2 separate regions of the Homo sapiens genome follow, and region 2 is linked to region 1. Evidence: chromatin loops called from intact Hi-C (ENCODE). Cell type or tissue: PC-9. All regions are shown on one strand. Links, peaks and the distances in the headings refer to the core of each region. The heading gives the core; the rest is flanking DNA.

What was found. Peaks named below come from ENCODE experiments on the same cell type or tissue, not always from the same donor. Only the 100,000 strongest peaks of a DNase experiment are listed, where the experiment ranks them.
Region 2: it touches region 1 in a loop (3-fold over the local background); 2 of 110 quality-filtered maps call a loop at or near these places.

Annotation. Positions count from the first base shown.
Region 1 is chr5:150,473,164-150,476,072 of GRCh38, forward strand. NDST1-AS1 (NDST1 antisense RNA 1) reads right to left here. Exons shown (of 3, transcript NR_105061.1): 3 at 2,353-2,596. Among named protein-coding and RNA genes, the nearest start is that of NDST1-AS1, 11 kb to the right of the region's middle. In PC-9, for the core only: a CTCF peak has its summit at 1,217 (motif pointing left); a DNase peak (open chromatin) is centred at 1,148; H3K27ac peaks cover 2,383 bases.
Region 2 is chr5:151,074,790-151,077,698 of GRCh38, forward strand. The region is part of intron 1 of TNIP1 (TNFAIP3 interacting protein 1); the gene reads right to left. Among named protein-coding and RNA genes, the nearest start is that of TNIP1, 4.8 kb to the right of the region's middle. In PC-9, for the core only: no CTCF peak of the experiment used is centred there; a DNase peak (open chromatin) is centred at 1,162; H3K4me3 peaks cover 898 bases; H3K27ac peaks cover 2,500 bases.

The DNA.
Region 1 (2,909 bases), core at 252-2,751:
AGGCTGGAATCAGTCAGGCGGGGTCCTGGCGGAGTAAAACTAGAGCTGGGACTTGAAGGAAAGGGGTGCTGGGACTGTGATGAGGTTGGGGGGAGGCATTCTTGGCAGAAGGAATGCTGGACACATGACCCAGTCCCAGCCTGCCTGGATAGAGGGGTCAGAGGGTGACAGGATGGCCACGTAGGTCAGTGACTGAGGGCAGCCTGGAGGTTAGCCTTGGGTGTGTGTGTGTGTGTGTGTGTGTGTGTGTGTGTGTGTGTGTGTGAGAGAGAGAGAGAGAGAGAGAGAGAGAAAGAGAGAGAGACAGAGACAGACAGAGAGAGAGAATGAGAATATCCCAGTGAGCTATAGGGGAGCATTAGGTAAAAGTAACAGTAACAACTATAGTTTGGCTGGATGTGATGGCTCACGCCTGTAATCCCAACACTTTGGGAGGCCAAGGTGGGTGGATCACCTGAGGTCAGGAGTTCCAGACCAGCCTGGCCAACATGCCAAAACCCCGTCTCTACTAAAAATACAAAAAAGAATTAGCCGGGCATGGTGGTATGCGCCTGTAATCCCAGCTACTCAGGAGGCTGAGGCAGGAGAATCGCTTGAACCCGGGAGGCGGAGGTTGCAATGAGCCGAGATTGTGCCATTGCACTCCAGCCTGGGCAACAAGAACGAAACTCATCTCAAAAACAAACAAACAAACAAACAAACAAAAAACTATGCCAGGCATAGTGCTAAGCAATTTCCTAGTATTTCATTTAATCCTCTCAACAACCTTATAAGGTAAATACTATTATCCTCCTGCAAATAAACAATTGAAACCAAGTTAAATGACAGTAATTGAGGGCTGACCCTTGATTCTAACACAAGACAGTCTGATGTCAGAGCCCAAGCACTGGATGGAGGGCGAGTTGCAGAAGAAGGGAGGTGGGATTTGTATGGGGCATGCAGAGTCTGAGCATAAGTGAGTGTGACCGCATGCTTTGTGGGCTATGGGGCTTATCCCTGCCATTCCCCTCGCTCTTCCCACCCGCAGCCCCAGCTCCATCTCACCCCAGACACAGCCCAGACAGGTTGGAGTGAAGAAAGGGCCTTGGAATGATAAGAATGTCCATGCCTGTTGGAGCAGAGAGCCCCAGACAAGGGCTGGCCACCACACCGGTCCCAGAGCTGACTTCCCACAGGTCAGCACTGCTCCCTCACCCCCTGCTGGTATGTCTATAAGCACCTAGGAATGGCATCTGGGCTCAACTCTGGGAGTCCTTACCGGCTTCCAAGATACACAGGATAGGCAGAGGGGAATGCTAATAGACATTCTTCCAGGTCTAGTCCCAGCTCACCTGCTGGCCACCGCTGGTCTAGGCAGGCCCCTCTGACTCCCTGGGCCTCAGTTTCTCCATTTCTTTCTTTCTTTCTTTCTTTCTTTTTTTCAGACAGAGTCTCGCTCTGTCACCCAGGCTGGAGTGCAGTGGCGCAATCTTGGCTCACTGCAAGCTCCGCCTCCCGGGTTCATGCCATTCTCCTGCCTCAGCCTCCTGAGTAGCTGGGACTACAGGTGCCCGCCACCACGCCAGGCTAATTTTTTGTATTTTTAATAGAGACGGGGTTTCACCATGTTAGCCAGGATGGTCTCGATCTCCTGACCCTGTGATCCGCCCGCCTCGGCCTCCCAAAGTCCTGGGATTACAGGCTTGAGCCACCGTGCCCGGCAGTTTCTTCATTTCTATAAGGAGAATTGGATGTGTTCAGGGACAGGAGAATAACACAGAGAAACAAAGTGGTCTTGTGTGTGTGTATGGAGTGATGGGCATGGAGAACTGCAGACAACCTCCAGGCCAGGCAACTTCAACCACCCCTTCCTGCTTCACTCATTGGGAGCATTTTTGGATTCTGCTGTGCAGACACTGGGATCCTGAGTCAGCCACTTAACCTTTCAGTGTCCGTTTGAACCTCTCCCCTCTTCTGGGGGTTAATCTAATGTTTTGGTTTGAATGATGTCAAAAGTGTTAGTTCTAAAATGAAGAGAATCAGAATCGCAGAATGAGGAGGTCAGATGGTGGAGGAGTGGATGAGAAATGGCCTGTGGTGAGGGCAAGTCCAGGGCAGAGCCCCTCTGACCAGCAGCTGAGAGGATGGGAAGGAACAATCCCTGGACGGCCCTTCACACCTACCGCCCTGACGGCACCTGAGCCTAGCACTCTGCTCGCCAGGCCTGGACTCAGCCCTGGGCCCTGGACCAGGCCTTATCCTCAAGGGACTTTGAGCCTCTAGATGATAAGGGTCATCTAAAGACCACTTGTGCTTGGCAGTGTTTTACTTTTGTCAGGTTGTAATTGGTGCATTACAATGAACACAGTAAAAGGGGAAATGAACTGATTGACATTTATTTGTAGAAGCTGTCATCTTCTCTGTGTGAGCATTTTGTAGATCTTTTGGCCTCCATTCCTGTTCTCTTAGTCAAGCTAAATGGTCCAGGGACTGAAGATCCCACAGCTTGGCTCTTTTGCAAGGTGAGGGGATCTCCTGCAGGTTGGGCAAAGCTTCATTTTCTCTTCTGTACAATGCGGGTGAAAAAAATCTCCGCTGTGTCTACCTCTCAGGGCTGCTGTGGGGCACCAAGGAATTGGTGTACAGAATGAGAAAGTTCATTTGTTCTTTCTTTCTTTCTGTTTTTTTTTTTTTGGCGGGGGGGCGGTGGGGGGACGGAGTCTCGCTCTGTTGCCCAGGCTGGAGTGCAGTGACGTGATCTCAGCTCACTGCAAGCTCTGCCTCCTGGGCTCACGCCATTCTCCTGTCTCAGCCTCCCCAGCAGCTGGGACTACAGGCACCCGCCACCACGCCCAGCTAATTTTTTGTATTTTTAGTAGAGACAGGGTTTCATGAGGTTAGCCAGGATGGTCTCCTTCCCTCCCTCCCTC
Region 2 (2,909 bases), core at 180-2,679, 600 kb after region 1:
CATGAATGAATCTGGGTCTCACTCTGTTGCCCAGGCTGGAGTGCAGTGGCATGATCTCAGTTCACTGCAACTTCCACCTCCCAGCCCAAGTCATCCTCCCACCTTAGCCTCTCAAGTAGCTGGAACTACAGGCATGCGCCACCACACCCAGCTAATTTTTGTATTGTTTGCAGAGATGGGTTTTGGCCATGTTGCCCAAGCTGGTCTCAAACTCCTGGGCTCAAGAGATCCACCTGCCTGCTCTGCCTCCCAAAGTGCCAGTAAGGCATGAGTCACCACGCTCAGCCTAAATAACATTTTTAAACATAAAAAAATACTATGTATTATTTAGGGATGCACACATTAAAAAAAAAACTTTAAAGAAATGCAAGAAAAAAACCCCACTAAATTCAGAACACTTGTTTCTTGTTGGTGGCTGATGAAGGAGAAATTTCAACTGATTGGAAATGTGTTATTTCTTAAACCAGATGAGTGAGCATGTAGGTGCCTGCGTGTTACCCTCGGTATCTGAGAGACTCCTTCAATTTTTCTTTTTTCTTTTTACTGTATTGTTTGCTTTTTTTCTGCTTCAACTTTTATTTTAGATTCGGGGGGTACATGTGCAGGTTTGCTACCTGGGTATACTGCGTGATTTGGGTAGGGGTGATCCCATCACCTGGGTACTGAGCATAGTTCCCAACAGTTTTTCAACTCTGCCTCCCTCCCTCCCCACTCTAGCAGTCCCCAGTGTCTACTGTTGCCATCTTTATGTCCATGAGGACCTGATATTTAGCTCCACTTATAAGTGAGAAAATGCAGCATTTGGTTTTCTGTTCCTGTGTTAATGTGCTTAGGACAATATTTTCTAAAAGTCTATGTTGCCAGTTTCCTGAGGACCAGATCACGCAGGAGTTGCACCTGCAGAGACAGAAGTGGGCTGGAGAGGGACCAGGGCTCCTAAGTCTGCTGCTGAAGCTGACTATAGCGAAGGCAAAGGACAAGTGGCCTGAAGGCCAACAGAGAGCCTGGCCAATGCTCTGCCCAGTGGGTGGAGACTGAGCCAAAGGCCCTTGACTCATAGGGCAGTCCCATACCTGCCCTGGCCTCTCAGCATGACTCCTTGGTGACACAACTCCCACAGCACCCACACACCTACACCCACCTACCCCACACACACACCCCTGCCTGGGCTGCCCGGTTTGTCCACTGTGTAGGTGCTCAAGGACGCAGAGCTCCTGCCTCTCAAGGAACAGCCTCAGGGTGAGGTCCCTGGGAGAGAAGAGTTCAGCTCTGCCCAGAGCAGCCCTCAGACAAACAGCCAGCTGCTGCTCACCAGTCATCCATTCCAATCTGAAGAGTGACTGTCCTGGGCCAGTCATGGGAAAATCATCAAGAACTTCCCACAATGGTCATGGTGGCCGCCAAGGTCTTTCTCTGGGGGTTGGGAGCTGTGCTCCCCCACAAAACAAGGGGACCCAGCTGCCCTGTGCCTTCCTGTGGCAACTCTCTGGAGGATGCCTGGATACCCTCCCTACAGACGGCCAGGGATAGGAGGGGCAGGCACTGCAGGCATGTGGGGGCATAGCAGCAAGAATCTAGGAGGGCAGGCACAGCAAGGCCTGGCCCAGAGGGAAACCAGGAGCTGCCAGAGCCAAAGAGAGGGTGACCCAATCATTGGTTGTTATAGAGTTTTTAAGACTTGGAAGAGAATGCCCTGAGATGCCAGAGAGTGAAACATTTTCATTCTAAAGCTGGGAAACCAAAGTCGGCAAAGGCGAACAGACGTGCCCACAGCCACATGGGACAGCAGTGGCACAGAAGAAATGCACACCTCGTCCTCTGGTGGCCACTGTGCACTCTCTTACCACACCATGCTACTGCTCAACCTCTCCCCCTCCCTCACAGTGGTCAGGTAAGCAATGAGGGAAAATGATGGAGGTGAGAAAGGAAGAACCCGGGCTGATGTGGGCCCACAAAAGAAAGAAGTCTGGAATAACACTGGAAGGGGCTGCCTACGAGGTGGAAAGCGCCCTGATCCCAGGGGTCGGGGTCACGCAGAGGGGCACTGGGGCTGTTGAGGGAATGCAAGCCAGGTGTCTTCAAAGCCCCACCCACATCTGAGTTTCCGCCACTCCAAACAGGGACAGATGTTTGAGACAAAGCAAAGGACAACTCATCCAGAGGGGACACAGCATGGACCACAAGTGGCAGAGGGTTGAAGGCAAGTGTCTTAGTCTGCTTTCTGCAACTATTCTGTTGAATATCACAGACTGGGTAATTTATAAAGAACAAGTTTATTTGGCTCATGGTTCTGGATGATGAGAAATCCAAGTGCATGACACCACCATCTGACAAGGGTCATGCCAAGGTGGAAGACAGAAGGAGAAAATGAGTGATTGAAATAGAGAGTGTATTAGCCAAACTGGCCCCTTTTATAACTAACCTCCCGTCCCCCTACCCCGTGATAGTGACATTAATCTATTTATGAGGGCAGAGCTGACAATCCATTCATGAAGCAGAGGGATTACGTTTCCAAGATATGAACTTTTGGGGGACACATTCAAACCTTAGCAGCAAGTTATCCAGAGCACAGAAAATCAAACCAGTCTCATCATCTTCTACTGGAATCCTGTCAATAGCCTCATGATTAGCATCATTAACGATAATAGCAGCGACCCTGTACCAAGCGCTTACCACACTGGTGGCCCGTGCTGAGTGCTTGCCACACACTATCCCATTAATTCCCACCATTCTAGGAGGTAGCATTGACGTCATACAGAGCTGACAGGTGAGGATGCAGAGGCCCAGAGTGACAGACACGGCACCTACCCAGGTCTGCCAAGCACTGAATCATGTGCTCTTCACCAGGGGTGCTCAAGGAGCAGCCCGGACCAGCGGCACTGGCACCACCACCATCCACTGGATCGGAT